Linked DNA regions of Mus musculus: region 2 is linked to region 1. Evidence: chromatin loops called from intact Hi-C (ENCODE). Cell type or tissue: left cerebral cortex. All regions are shown on one strand.

Region 1 (8,000 bases):
ACTTCATAGTTTCCCTTAGGAGTCTAAGTGTGTTTGTCTGGCCTGAGAGAAGCAGCTGTATTATTCTCTGGTGTTCTTTCCATTTCTACCCTACCACCACTTGAATATGAACACTCCATTTTTCCCCAGCTACATCCATACCCATCAAGTTCCCTACATTGCCCAGAAGCAAAGCACTCCTTTTTCTCCCAAATGAAATGAATACCTTACCTACCTGAAGCAGAACAGATAATGCCTTTCGGACATCCAAGTTCATTCTCCCTCCTAATCAAATTACCATGACTCTATGGAAACTCAGCAGCTGGCTTTTCCAGAAAGAAAAATGTGAAGCAAGCCAAACCCAACAAACAAACAGAAAACAAAAATGGAATAACAAACAAAAAAACCCAAACCTTATGGCTCATACATTCTAATAAATGAAATTTGTTAATGTGTTTGATTTTGATATTTAGAAACTCTGTAACCACACACAAGTCACTCCACAAATGAGAGAACATTTGTTAGACCATGTTGTCATGCTCACAGCCATATGTGTTCAAAAACCAGAGCTTGCTGAAGTGGGGAAGCATCACAGGCTAGAGATGGATAAATTCAGCCGGGGAGCAAGAGTGCACTCCAGATCAGGGACACACTTGTCCAAAGGTGGTAAATGGTCAGGGGCTGTTAATTGCTGGGAATGGGGGGTAGTTATCCTAACACTCAGCCAGAGCTCTGGATTTGCACTGGGGCTACAGGTAATGAAACAGAATATATTCATGAACCGCCAGAGAGGCACTCAGGACTCTCTTATGTGAAGTTCTCAGAAATCAAAACGAGGCAAGAAAGAAAGCCAGCCCCTGCTGTATTATTTCCTTCTGCATGAATGTGTAACCCGGTAGCCTTCTGCTTCCTGGCTGTAAGAGGGTACACACTAAAATGAAGTGAAATGAGCTACTCAGGGCTTAATGATCATACAAAAATCTAAAGAAGTGGAGAATTTTTTTAAACAAAGGCATGTGTTTTGATAAGTAGAACAAGCTATGTTTTAGACTGCTGTGGAGTCCGCTAGGGAGAGTCAGAGAAACGTGTTTCCACACACGGTAACTAAAATAGTTTATCATGTTTAATATTGTAAACTACTTACTCCACAGTGTTTGTTTTGCATTTTCTAGAGAAGCTAAATAGTCTGATGCTTGCCTTGTTTGAACTTATCTCTGAAAATGTTTCCTTGGGGTTTAATTCTAAAGTAACATTATTTTAATGAGTCAACGACTCCTACTTTAAAATAAGCCATGCTCCTTTGTAGTAGGAACCTTGAGAAGGCACATACTTAACTCAGGGCACAGCTTCTTTTCTTATAGGCACTATTTTATTAAAAATAAGATGTCTATGTATAAAATTATAGGAAAACAATTTCAAACAATACAGAGAGGTATAGAATAGGAAGTATAAGGAAACTGATCCCCACTCCACACACACACACACACACACACACACACACCAGAGATGGCATCACTACTGTAAGATATAGATCACACATCTTTCCAGGGAATTATTCATGTATATATTCTGTACTAACAACAACTATAAAGTGTCATGGTAGATATACAAAATTCTATGGCTATTTCCACCCCCATATATTCATGACTGCATCATAAGCATCATTCAATGTGGATTTTTAAGCCATACAGATTCAGTTTACTAAATCATATTTTCTCACAAATTTTCAATATTTTATACAACTCTGCAACAAGCCTAAATTGTTTTCAGAATTTGGAAACATTTTTTTTAATCCTCTGAGTCTCACACATAGCTGCCTCAGTCAAGTCTTTAATGCTAGATCCACTCAGCTGGGGGAGCTCCCCTGCCCAAGCCTGGTTCTGACAGAAGGATTTCCTCACGAAATCACTGTGAGTTCTTGAAGTCAGTACAACAGGGAAAAAATTGTAGACATCAAGTTCAGGAAATGTGTTTGTTTCCATAAATATTTTTGTAAAACTATAACATGAAAACAGAAAAGTATGTACCTTATACAAATAGATCTCCACAAAATATACCAAATAACCAACGGTGGTGTTTTTATTGACCTTTTGATATTGCTTTTCTCTTCTCTGTGTAATCTTGGACAAAGCACCCTTTGGAGCCTATGAAATGTGTACAATGCTACAGACCTCGAAGATGTACTGATAGATGCAAATGAAACTGTATGCAGAAGCCAGTTCCTGGTAAATAAATGCTAATTTCTTCTGTCTCTTCCACACCACGATGCTTTCCTGCTCACACCCAATCAATGCCTCTTCTCCTTATCGTAGTGCACCAAGAGCCTGGAACACCTCCTTCCCCAGAGTGTTCCTACTGAGAACCTCTCCACTGGAAGATAAGGACTTTATAACATCTGAGGGGAAGTACAGTCATATGAAGGATCCCGATTTAGGACCACAAAGTCTGAACTAGAAAAAGACAGAGCCTCGTCTCTATTAAGAAAAGTGGATGTTAAGATGATTCACAAGTTTAGTTCTCCATGCTGAGTACTGTTGAAATTATAATGAAATGCAAACCTCCCTGGGTTTTCACCAGGGCACCCACACACGCCAGGTGTGGGTTCAGCCAGCATCCCAATGCATGTTGCACTCTCAAGCATGAAACTGCATTCAAACTGCCAGAATTAAAGACTGCAGACACACTGACGGAAATGGGATGTGGGCTTTGTCAGTGCTGCTAAAGCTGTGCAGATGCAGAATGTGGTACCCAGGGGTCGAGGGAGCTGCAGTGACACCCAGCCCCTCAGCATATCTAGGGAATCTGTGAAGTCTGGACTGTTATTTGGCTACTTCTCCATGAAGGCAACATGTAGTGATGTAATACGTAGACTGTTGAGTACTAACAGTCACAAAGCAAATAATGCAAAAACATTTTTAAAACAAACAGTACTATCATCTGTGTGCCAGACAGACTGCAGAATCTGCAGCTCTTTACACCACTTCTCATTGTCTTCCTCAAAAGTCCCTTGAAAGTGTTCCATTATCCCTCCATTTGCGTGTGCTGAGGCTTAGAGGAATCAGGGGTAATCGCCTTTGTTCCCGGTGATGTTTATATACAATGCATCACACTTGCCCTTGTGGCCCACAGTGATCTTTTAAAAGGCTAATTAGTCACTTTTGAGTAAGAGCAGCCTTGCATCATCAGGGGAAGACAAAATCCCTAAACTGAAACACTTCCTCCTGTGAAAATCTTTGCTTCTAGAATTTTCTGTTATTTTGTTTTGCATAACCAGGCTATTAATAATGGGATACGGAACACAAAGACACAGAAAGTGATATTGCAATGATTGTGGTTGTCAGTCACTGCGTTCTCCATTTCTTTGGAATCACTCGTTTCACAACTGAAACCAAGGCATCTTACTATAACTACCTAAATCTGAAGCCAAGCAATGGTGGAAATTTCACATGGAAATTTTAATAACCTCTTTCTTTCCAAGGCCAACTGTTTCTTTCTTCTCCTGTCTGCTTGGAGCCAGCCCACCACATTTGACTTGCAGCCATGAGCCTGGAGGGGGTGGAAGCTGTAATGAGCAGAGGCTGCCAGCACGTCAGGTCCCATTGTGTTTGTGTGACTGCAGGTCAGGGTGATGAAGCAAGAATTAGCTTCATCCCCATCGCTGCAAATAAATGTGATTTTATGACGGCACCAGAGCTTTCCTCGGTTATTCAAAAGGAAAGAAGAGATGTAAACGTGGCTGTACAATCATTATCACAAAACTCGGCTTGCTCCCTGAGGTCAGCAGCTGATTTTAATTTCATACTTTCTACAAGTAGCGAGATAAAAGGTGATATTAATGTAAATATCAGAGCAAGGAAATGCATGTCTCACCTTCTCACACTTCTCAGGGTATAATACAAATGGTTTCCTCCAACCAAATCAAATTCACTGAGGTGGGGGGAGGAGAGGATAGGAAGCTACTGAATATTGATGCATTTAAAATTCAAATGAATCAGTTATTCAATTAGCTGCAGACAAATTAGGCAAAATGTGACACTCCAAGGACATAGGGAGTTCATGTATGTCTGTGTGTCCCTTGCATACACAACACAACACACACACACACACACACACACACACACACACACACACACACACACACACGGTTTGACCAGCAGTCTTTGAGATCTGTGAGAATCATGAGTCTATGAACTGAAGTGAATTGGTTTGCATGTGTTCACGCCCAGTCCCTAAAAAACAGGAAACACGATGTTTGTAGAAGGCAAAGCCGAGAACTGGCTGTTTCTTCCCAGAACCTTCGACCTGTGAAACGTGACTGGAAAGTATCTGGGAAGAGAGTTAAGGAAGAGCTTCCTGTTTGTCTTCATTTATCATCTCATCCTTGCCTTCCCAACGTACATTTTACATCACGAATGCCACACAGCATGCTCTCTCTGAGTTGCCAAAATGTTTTTGCTTTTCATCTGAGGTCCAGTCTTAATATATCTAGATGTTGTTCCCAAAGACAGAACCATTCCTCCCCCTCAGTCCACCAAGGAAGTAGACTCCTGGGTGCCACCCTTGGCTGGCCATCCTCAGCCTAGCTCCACCCAAGTCTCATCTTATTTCCGCTGGGTTTTCCTACTAGTCTGGACCTAAAAGCTGGTCCCCAAAGTGTCTGGATTTCTGCAGGCCATGTGGGAGTCAATCATATCTCCTCCCAGTGTTCTCTCACAGATGTGGTGGCACAGGCGAGAGCAACAGCCACTCTCCTCTTGAACTCAGCACCTCTCCTCTTCCTGAAAAGGCTAGAGACAAGCCTGCAGGCCAAGACCCTGAAGAGAAGCATCCCAGCGCTTCAAACTGCCACGTGGTGTGGCCTTTCCTTCTGGGTGTTCTCTGTCTCTCTGTCTCTCTGTCTGTCTGTCTGTCTGTCTGTCTGTCTGTTTGTCTCTCTCTCTCTCTCTCTGTATGTGTGCCACTCTCTGTATCTCTCTCTTTTCCTCCCTCCCTCCCTCCCTCCCTCCCTCCCTCCCTCCCTCCCTCCCTCCCTCCCTCCCTCTCTCTTCCTTCTCTTCCTTCTCTGCCTTCCTCCCTCTGAACATTCTCTTATCCCTTCCCAAGAGAGAACAGCAACTCCAGAAAGGCTTGTATCACACCCGAGAAGGCAATGCATGCAGAGATGGAAACTGAATGCAACCTTTTCTTAATGTGCTTACACCAAACCCTTGTCCTTATTCCAACCCAGCCTCCCTACCCATAGCCTGTTACCTGCAACAGAAGCCACCACCATCATTACCACCATCACCATAAGGACTACCTAATTTCTCAACTTTATTCTATCTATGGACTCAGTCAGGACTCTTCCCTATCCACATTTGAGTATCTCCTTCCATTCTAATCCTGTTACCATTTAATTGAAGCTCTCCTGACATCGCAATATGAAACTAAAATACAAAAAGGGAGCCAGGGAGAGAAACAGAAATCACACCTATGTGATTAGAAGGTGGAATTTTATACAAGTGAGTGGATCTGCAAGAAAGAGTACTGAGTAACCAAGAACTTATGGGCTGGATGAAGGAACCGTTACTTGCCTCCAGGGTCAGCTATAGAGGACCTCTCTTAGGCAAACTTGAACCCTAAAGCAAACCTGCTGCTATATCATGTCATTTCTTACTGGTGCCTACTGTAAGCCAAATCCAGCTAAAAAGAAGAGCCTTGAAATCAGCCTGCAGGGACTAGACCCTCAGTCATGTAAACTAGAGAAGTAGAGGGGAGACCTCACAGCAAAGCATTCAATAGTGGTGGATCATTCATTCCCACAGTCTCAGCACTTGGGAGGGTAAGATAGGAAGCTTATGGCAAGTTCAAGGAGCTACCCAGCAAGATACTGCCTCAAAAAAAAAAAAACTGATTGAAATACTCATTGAAAAGGATAGTGGGGCTCCACTGAGAGACGTTATGCTCATTTATTCCAACATTTCACTTGAATGCTTATAGCCGTGCATATAGGAAGGACTGTGGTTTTCCCATGTTTTTGAACTTAAGTAGTCATAGCAAGGCAGGTATCATGAATTCACACCATGGGGCAGATACAGTACCAGAGACTACTAAAGAGTCTCATTTTAAAACAAGCCTTAGGTTTAAATATAGATATTTTACATTATGCTCTAAAATAAGTTAATGTGCATTTCTGGTATGAAGATAACAAGATTTGTCAATGGAAGATCCAGGGGAAAGAACCCCAATAACGTTTCTGTCTCAGAAAGCTCGGGCCTCAAATTGTAGAGACCTGTTGAGATATCAACAGAGGACAGTTTCTGTAAGCAACCATGTTTTTGAGTTTGAGTCTTGCTTTTCTCTTGGTATGACTGCATCTGAGAGCCTCTCAAAAGTGGATTTGAGCAGTGAGGGAGAAGGAAGGTGAGACCCCTGACTCACCACGGAGGGAGGGGATTGTGAAAAGAGGGGCAAGGGCCACAAAACAGGCTTTTATGCACTTTGTTCTGGTAGACAGAAGGAAGGAAGAAATTTTTGTTGGGCTAGAAAAGGTGATTCTCCTTCTGCCTTGCATAGTCCTTTTCTTCTGGGAACTAGGTGCTTCAGATGGTACCCTGCCTTCTTAAAATGTAAACTATCCAATGCCATGTAGAATATTCATTGTTTCTTATTTCAGTTCAATAACATAAGAAGAGAGGTCAATCCAGGGCCCCTGCCCTGGCTCTTTCCAGCCACCCTTCCAGCCTATCTCCATTCCCCTGTGTCATCTACCAACCAATGGAAACATTTCTATCAGGGATCCCCAATGACCATTCTAGGCTAGAACTCAGATTAGTGCCACATCCTACCCTCATTGGAGAAGATTCTTATTGTACTTAGATGGGAATTAACACAAAGACAGTGTGCAGAGGAGGGGAGACTTTGGAAAATTCAGTTGATGGACAGTGTTCATCAACCACTGCCTCCAAGCAAGGCTCAGCAGTCTATGCAGAAACATTGTCAGAGCCGAGGATGACGGATGGCTGAGGAAACTGTCTTGCAGACACACCAGGACTAATGCCCACGGACTCACTGCACAGGTTCAAACTAGAAGGGGGTCCAGCACTCAAAGGAGGAAGCAGACACCGGGTACCCCAATCAAAAAGGTATCTGCAATTGATGCTCATGGCCAATGGGAAGTCAGTCTTTTTCAATGTCATGTCACTGGGTATATCAACCACACCCCAGGGCAGGAAGAGCTGGCCAACACATAAGGAACTCCTTGGATTTTTGGTTTTGTTTTGTTTTGTTTTGTTTTTACTTTCTTTTGCATTTTGTTTTGTTTTGACATTTTTTTTGTCTCATTGGTCTTTTGCTTTGATTTTATTTTTCAGTGGGTTTTTTTGTGTTCCGAGAGAGAGAGAGAGAGAGAGAGAGAGAGAGAGAGAGAGAGAGAGAGAAAGAGAGGGAGGGAGGGAGGGAGGGAGGGAGAGAGAGAGAGAGAGAGAGAGAGAGAGAGAAAGAGAAAGAGAGGGAGGGAGGGAGGGAGGGAGGGAGAGAGAGAGAGAGAGAGAGAGAGAGAGAGAGAGAGAGAGAGAGAGCACATAAAGCTGTGTGGATAGGAACAATCTGGGAAGAGTTGGGGGAGGGGAAACATGATCAAACTATATGGTTACATTTAAAAAATAAATAAAATTTTAAAATGGTGACATATATAAATGAGAGATTCACATTTATAGTAATCTCAAGCCTATAAAAATCTATGCTGTCACTGTGCAAGGAAGCTGTTAAAGGTTTTTTTTTAAAAAAATACTATCTCTATGAATTTTCTATTAATATAAAATTATAGAAATATAAAAATTATTTTTAAAATATGCTGCATGTTTAAAGTCCCATTATAACCTGGTGCTTTTTTTTTCAATGAAATGAGGAACCCCTCTTTGTTCATGTTTGCCCTTTTTCAGTCCCCTCTCTGATGGCTTTTGTTCTCTTTGTAACCTTGTCATCTCCAGCCCTTTAATTTGATTTCATTTTGTAGTCAAGCCAGGAAAATCTAGCAATTT
Region 2 (8,000 bases), 65 kb before region 1:
CTCACTTTATGACCTCTTTAAGGATCCTACTTGCAAAACCAGTTACAATACAAGGTTTTAGGACTAGGATTACAACATATAAACCCTGGTAATACAGTGACCGAGAGGAACTCGGGTATGACAGCGTGCTAGACACAGACCGTTTTAATGAGAAGATGTGTGAGTGTTGGAGGTCAGGAAGCTTCCCTGGAAGGGAAGGGAAGGGCTTGTGGAGGATTTTGAGTGGCACGGAGCAGATAGCCTGTCAGGTAGGTGGGGAGAGCAAGAATCCTCGGAGGCAATGGTCCTGAAGCTTCTGTGGGCTTGTGGTGGAGGTGAGGTGGAGGGCTCTCTGAGCTGGAGCTCCAAGCAAGTGTAGACCAGGCGAAGGTACAGAGCCAAGAGAAGGCCTCCTGAAGTGGCCTTTCCCAGGCCAAGTGCATGGCAGCTTCTCCTCCATTTGAAAGACAAACAGCAAGTCACTTCTCTCATCCAAGTATACTTGCATCATTTATAAAGGTGTCTCCATTTTAATGTCCTTAATAAGTTCAGAGCCTTTGTTTATTCGGGAGCCCAAGATCTGTCCCTTGAGTTTTTACTTATCAGGATGTTTTATTAGACTTGAAAAGAGGACCAAATGTTCTAAAAATAGGAGCTCCAGCAAAAATTCTACTTCTCCCGTGGAGTTAGAAATTACTTCGTGTTTATTTGCCAAATTTGCCTGAGGTTAAGATCTAGCTGAACAGCAACTACATTTCCCTCACCTAACATTTTCTGGATCTTTAATCTTCTCTATTGTGCTTCAGTGAACAATAAACAAACAAACAAACAAGTCAATCCACAAAGAGACTCACCATTACATATGAACCTTTGTGAAATTATGAAGGTTCACTCATAAGTATAAGGGAAAATCACTATATTATACAATAATTATGATGCACATAAATGAATGTTAAAAGCACATAATATGTCATGGCAAACAGAAGCCAGAGAGAAAATGGATAGACTGACAACTTCAGAGCAGTCACATGACAAATGTACAGAGCACCATTCATACAGATCCCATGTGACTGGCACCCCAAGGCTTTACTCGGTGCAAACCTCACATATTAGGAAGCACAATTCTGTCCAGCTCCAGAGGTTTGTTAACTAATAAATCTCATGTGCAGAAGGGGAGCACTATGTGCAGAAGGGGAGCACTATGTGCAGAAGGGGAGCACTATATGCAGACATTTCTACCAAGATAATTTCAGTTGTACTAATGTTTAACTTCAGTGAGATTCATGAACTCTCATGTGACTAATTGTCAAGGGCAGCAAAACTCAAGAATGCCTCTGTAAACAGCTACCGGGTGTCCTTGACGAAGAATCCAAGAGAACTGGCGTTCCCAGGAGCAGCTGTCTAAACAGTAAGGACATTTAAAAACCAAGGATAGTAGTAGTTACTCTTTGATCTCTCTTTCTGACCAGAGAAGAATTACTTAGAACAAAATTATACTTGGGGGGTGGCAATTACTAAATAGAGGTTACATAAATGATTCTGTCCAGTTAATGCTACAGTGATTTAGATGCAAGGTGTATGCTTTTCAGAACCTTCACTCTGATGGTGCTTGTAGAGACTGTACTATTTATTCTGTCTCTTGTTTGTCCTGAGGATAGATTTTAATAGCTGGGAGGACAGATGGGCCCATCCCTCCAGCACTGCAGCCACCACCTCCATCTATTCTTGCAGAGCTTATGATGAGTGGGATCAGTGGGTGAGGCGGTTCATAAAGAACCAGAGACACCCCACATACAATGCACAATGCACAATGCTCATGTAGTCAATAGTTCTTCTCCATGGAATCTGTTCTCTCCCAGTCTAAACTGTATTCTACATACAGGAGAATGGGCAGAAAGCGGCTGGCCTTCTCCTCTTATGATTTCAGCCCACAAGGACTGTATGAGTTGACTCCAGACATACAATGTCCATCATCAAAAGTCTTCCATCCTACTCACTGAAATTACTGCTAATCGACACTTTTTTCATCTGTAAGAGTTCACAGGCTGGCTTTATTTTTAGCAGTCACAGGAAGCTATTGGTTGAATATCAAGGCCACAATAGCATGAACCAGTTTCCTGAAACATGTGTAATATGAGAGTGTAATAACAGTGTGCAAATAGCCATGTTCTCACCAGCCGTAAGCACCTATAGTTCTCAAGTGTCTATACAGTTATTCCAGCGAAAACTCAAATTCCGAACTTTTAAGCAGACCAGAGGAATAAAATGCCAGTTCAGTGGTCTATGTGCCCTCATAGACCACAAGTAATTCTAAAGTAGTTAACATTCTTTATCTGTTTATTTTGCCTTAAGACAAAAAAAAAAAAAATGAAGTCTGATTTAATCAGGGGTTGTAAAGGTGGGGACAAAATGAGAGCAAACCAGACCCATAGGACTGTCTCAAAGCACCTGGGATGTTTGCACATAGCACATACAGTTTCTGACTCTGTTATGAGATGCCTGGGATCAACAACCCTTCATAAAAGAAAGATGTGTTTGGTCTCACAGTTTCAGAGTTTTCAGACCAGAGTCAGCCATGTTTCTTTCAGGCCTTCAGCAGCAGTGGGAAAGCCTGAAAATGCTCCCACTTCACAGAGAGAAAGAAGCAGAGAAAGAATAAGATAGGGGCTGGGTCTCCATCCAAGGCCAGTCAATGAACTAAACACACACACACACTACCTCTCAGAGCACCTCCTTGTAGTTCCACAGGCTGGCAATCAGGCCTACAGCACTGCTCAGGGGATGCACTAAGAACCATCCATGACTGCTATATATTTTAAATGTGTGAGAGAAATATGTTGTTTAGCACATGTCTAGGGAAAGCAACTTAACCTTCTAAAACTGAAACTGCTTTCCATTGACTAGGAATTCCCAGGCAAAAGAACCCATGCTGGGGTTGGTCTGTTGCTGCTAGGTATTCAAATGCAAAATACTGGCCCCCTAGATCTGGTTGCCCTCTGATAAGGAGATCTTCATGTAACATTGCCTCCTCAACCCCAAGTTATTGGTCAAAAAAGGCTAAAGCCTGTGATTGGCAGTAGACAGAGGTAAGTGGGTTTTCACTTACCTGGCTGGTAGTTAAAAGTTGAGGCCAGAGGGGAAAGAAGAAATGACAGGGTAAGAGGAGGAAGCCTCCATGAAAGGAGATGGACCTCCATGAGCATATGGCCAGCAGAAACAGCAAGCAACAATGGACATGTGGCTGGGATGTAAGTTAGAATAGCTCCAAACCTGCCCAATCCCAGCTAACAGCTTGTAAATAAAACATCTGGATTGTACGTTTTATACAAGCTAGCCAGAATAAATAATTCCTTTTACAAATCCATAAACCCCTTTTGTTCTAGGTGATTCATAATGTTGGCTGCTGGTAGCATGTGACTGTTGATTGAGGGATATTTAGGAAAGATTTGGGTGGTAATCTTTGTATACTAGAGTGCACTGTCAAGTAATTGAAAAGTTTCCCATCCAGAGCACATTGAGAGTACTAACCTTAAAAATACATACAAAGAGGAGTTTCAGGATTTTTAGCACACATAAGTTTGTCCTGGCTTACAAACTGTATCATGGTGTGTTAACCTCCACAGGAAGAATTCTCTTCAGCTACAAAGAACCTACACAGCATCTCTGAAAGGCTACACCATGACTATTTAATAATCTTTCTACAGAATCATCTCACGAACCGAGTCTATGACCCAAACACCATTATTTTACGGTGTGCTGGTTAGTTGTGTTTTTTTGGTTTTTTTGTTTGTTTGTTTTTTTAATCTAACTAACATAATCTGAGGTCATACAGGAAGATAAAACCCTGTGTTTGTTACAAGAAAGTTGATGCTTTCTGGCCATGGTTGAATACTTCAACAAAATGAACTTAAGGAATAAAATGGATATTTTGGCTCACAGTTCCAGAGGGATCCAGTCCATCATGGCTGGAAAATCATGACCTCTGGCAGGGAGGCACAGGCAGAAGCAGGAGGCTGGCTGGTCACATTGTATCCACACCCAGCAACAGAGCAAAGGAAGTTGGGCTGGGCTATAAGCCTCAAGGCCCACTTGCAGTGACCCACTTCTGGCTGTAATTCCTAAAGTTTCCACAACCTTCTAAGCAGTGTCCAAACATGTAGAAACTCCTCACATTCAGACCCCACACCACCTGACCTTCAAGATGCCTGCAGAATCTATGATAGAGCATCCTATCACAGCCCTTCCCACCGCACCAGCCCTCATCCCTCATTCAGACATCTTCACAGTGCTCTAAAACTAGATTTGGATTGCTTGACTCTCTGTCTCTGTCTCTGTCTCTGTCTCTGTCTCTGTCTCTCTCTCTCTCTCTCTCTCTCTCTCTCTCTCTCTCGTGTGTGTGTGTTTGTGTGTGTGTGTGTGTGTGTGTGTTGCTACCTATGTTATGTATAGAGTACGTATATTTATGTATTCAGAGGTGTGAGCTCACTTTGCTCCATTTTTTCCCCTCCAGTGACTAATAAGGTCAGAGAAGGAGCTCATCCATAAACCTAAAATAAAAATGAAATCATCTTATTATCAGTTTATTTCTACGTGGGTCACTGTAGGCAATAATTGTAATAAGGTTACATGTAACTTATCTTGGCTACAACTCACCACAATCTGAGAGTATATAACAGTGGATTTCTCTAAATAAAGTTTACTATGAGAAAAGAGATCTTTGATACCCTCGCAAGCTGAAGCCAAGTCCGTTGGCCTGTGATGTATCTATTTATTAGGCTCATGCCAGTTTTGAATTATTCAGAATCATTATATAATGCAGTTTTCATTTGAAAAGAAAAGTGTGCCTCTTAGAGACTAAATTTAGTTCTACTGGAGATAAAGTTAAGCAGTGTGTGCTTCCATAATCATGCCAGCAGCCCAGCTTTTATCTCTACCAAACTCTGGAGTGGCACAGCTGGGATGCAGCCACCCAAGGCACAAATCCGGATATCAAGTGACTCTCTTGCCTAGAGCTCCGAAGCATTAATATTCTATCTTATCAGAACCAGCCTACATTGTTGGAGAAGAGTTGTTCAAAAGAAAACAGTGTCTTAAACATGTGCCTTTAAAAAATGTATTTGCCCCCTTTTAGGACACAAATGTATATAATAAAACCCCCCCTCTCCCTTATCGGCTTTAAACTATATGTCTCTCTCTCAAAGGAAAAAAAAAAAAACCTGTACAATATCTTCCTCCATAACTAAAAGTATCAATGAATTTAGTGGCTTCAGAAAATAAAAGTGGCTACAGATCACTTCCTAGAAGGTTGGTAATTGACAATAAGACTCTTGACCTGATTTCCTATAATTGATATGAAGCCAATGAATGGTGATTAACTGACCAGGCAGGACTTTAAGAACGTCTCATGCCATACTAAGACGTCCTACCATATCTTCATTTTGATTTGTTTTTCTTCCCACTCTTATTTTCAGATTGTCTTAGTACCCATTGTCCAGTATTGAGACACAGGCAGGCTTTGGGCCTCTTGAAAGGCTTAAGATTTTCACTGTTTCCTCATGGCAGGTTTCCCCGGCCTCTCCAATAAGGTCAAATCTCACAGTATAGTCTCTCTTCTTTTTAGTTTTTGTTTCAATTTGATTTTGGGTTTTTTGTTTTGTTTTGTTTTGTTTTGAAACAGGATTTTATTCTTGAGTCCAAATGGGCCTGGAATTTCCCATGCAACCCAGACTAGCCCTAAGATGGAGACAATCCTTCGTCAGCCTCTCAGGTGCTGGGATTACAGCTGTGCACAGCCATGCCCTTCTCTACTCACACACTCTGATAGTATCCACACTCCTCCTGCAAGGTACTCCTAACGGTAACAAGGCCAGCACTCACTGCCTAGTAACTTTTACAACATGAGACTAAGGGCCTAGCCTTAAGCCACTACAGACTTAACAAATACCTTCACTGAATGGATAGATTTGGTTTCAACAAAACAAAACAAAAATCAACCCAACCTAGTTTTGAATAACTGCTCTCTGGGCATCACTGGTGCACGGTGATAGAAACAAGACTTGGGAAACAAAGGTAAGAGATTGGCAACCTCAAGACATAACCAGGCTATATACAGTGAGATCATCTTAAAAATATTGGCTAACGTATGCATTAGAAGTCACTTTTGTACCTAGCACTACCTTATCTGTAAATGTTGAAATAGAAATACATCAATTCTTTAATATAAGAGAAAGAATTATTTTTATATTAGTAAGGCAAATAGTAACAGGAGTTTAAACATTTGTGAAGGAAGGTCCTTTTAAATACTTAGTCCCAGGATAAGACATAAAACTCAGATGTGCATTTTAGATGTATACTCTTCATTTTGGCGCATGCCTTTAATCCCAGAACTTGGGAGGCAGAGGCAGGAGGATTTCTGAGTTTGAGGCCAGCCTGGTCTACAGAGTGAGTTCCAGGGTAGCCAGGGCTATACAGAGAAACCCTGTCTCAAAAACAAACAAAAAAAAAAGAAAGAAAGAAAGAAAAAAGAATGCATTCTTTGGTATATATAAAGAAAATCATACTTGTACATGAAATTCAAGTTACTGTTGCTGCTGTGTGTGTCCATGTGTGTATGAATGTGTGCAATGTTAGTATGTGTCTATGTGTGTGCATGTGAATGTGTGTGTGTGTGCATTTGTGTTCCTAGAAGTATCATTCCATTCTCTCTCTTACTACCCTTCTACTTTCCAGTGATCAGCAGCTCGCCTTGAGCGGCATCTGGTGGAGATCCCATGAGCTGGGCCTTGCTGGGTGGTCGAGACTGAGTCAGTTGCCTCTACAGACCTTCACCTGAAGCTTCACGACTGCTCAGCTGTGCTCACTAAACATTCCAAACACAACAGACACCATAGCTACCAAAACTCAAACATTATTTTCAGGCTGGTGAATATACAAAACATAGTTTTATTTAAATTGGAGGGAATTTAAGTAGATGTAGCCTAGAGGAGATACCAAGCAATATACAACACCACTTTCGCTAGCTATGAATCATACTTGACCCATAAAATCTGAAGCTATTTAGGTTGGCTAGCAAATTTTTGAGCATCTAGGTGGCAAGCACGGGTGAGCAGACAAGCAGAAACATCACACAGCAGCTTTTACTCCTGTGTTCTGTTCTGAACGATTTATTTTCACCGTGGAGCACTTGGCCTGTAGAAGACTGTAAGATGTCGGCTGACTTCAACCCTCAGAACCTCAACAACGTTGCTTGAGCATCCTCAGTGCAATTCAGCCTTGCAGAATGAACACAAGAACATCATTTTGTTTGCAAGTGTGGCCCATGCTTCACTTTAGAAACTGCGATGTGGAAAAGACAGTACTGGACGTGGGGCACAATGGAAGATTGACAGCAGTGGACTTATGCTTAGGGCCTTGCAGTGCTGTGGGGAGGAGAGTATAATGCCAGAAGCCAGATGAAAAAGAAAGAATTTAAAAGTAGAGAGATTTATACAACTGAAGAATTTAGTGATAAGAAGCCCAATGTACTTAAGAAAGGAAATGCCGTTAAACTATAGAAATGGATTGAAAACAAAGTATTTGATGTTATCATAACATATAAAAAGTTGTAAGGATGTTGGCAATCATAAAGAATGATCTTGTTTTCCGTTTGGAAATCCTAGCCCCCAAAGAGGCAAGAGAGTGTAAGAGCTCTGGCTACAGATGGGAAGTTGCGGGTGTGCAAACTCGCCACTCTGTGGAATATATAATCTGGCCTCCCATCTGTCTAAACTCTTAGATAATCCTCAGTTAAGGTAGAAGGCAACTTTGGGCCCAAGGCTTCATTCTGCATCTATCATTGGAAATTGTTTTCTTCAGACATAGTGGGACTCAAGGCTTTTTTTAAACCCTCTCAATGTCCACCTGTCAAGGCCAGTGACTTAAAGGCTCATCAACCATAATCCTAAGGAGCCGTCTTTCTTCTCATGAGCCTGCTGATGGACACCCGGGAAACTTACTCATCTCACATTTGTAAATCAGCTCAG

What was found. Peaks named below come from ENCODE experiments on the same cell type or tissue, not always from the same donor. Only the 100,000 strongest peaks of a DNase experiment are listed, where the experiment ranks them.
Region 2: a loop joins it to region 1, with 2.2 times the contacts of the local background. A loop is called at or near these places in 2 of 42 quality-filtered maps.

The regions. Positions count from the first base shown.
Region 1 is chr1:55,661,563-55,669,562 of GRCm38, reverse strand. All of the region lies in intron 1 of Plcl1 (phospholipase C-like 1), which reads right to left. Among named protein-coding and RNA genes, the nearest start is that of Gm39642, 150 kb to the right of the region's middle. In left cerebral cortex, no CTCF peak of the experiment used is centred here; DNase peaks (open chromatin) are centred at 2,554, 3,525, 3,859 and 6,958; H3K27ac peaks cover 864 bases.
Region 2 is chr1:55,726,445-55,734,444 of GRCm38, reverse strand. The region is part of intron 5 of Plcl1 (phospholipase C-like 1); the gene reads right to left. Among named protein-coding and RNA genes, the nearest start is that of Gm32949, 160 kb to the left of the region's middle. In left cerebral cortex, no CTCF peak of the experiment used is centred here; DNase peaks (open chromatin) are centred at 1,701, 4,923 and 7,731; H3K27ac peaks cover 475 bases.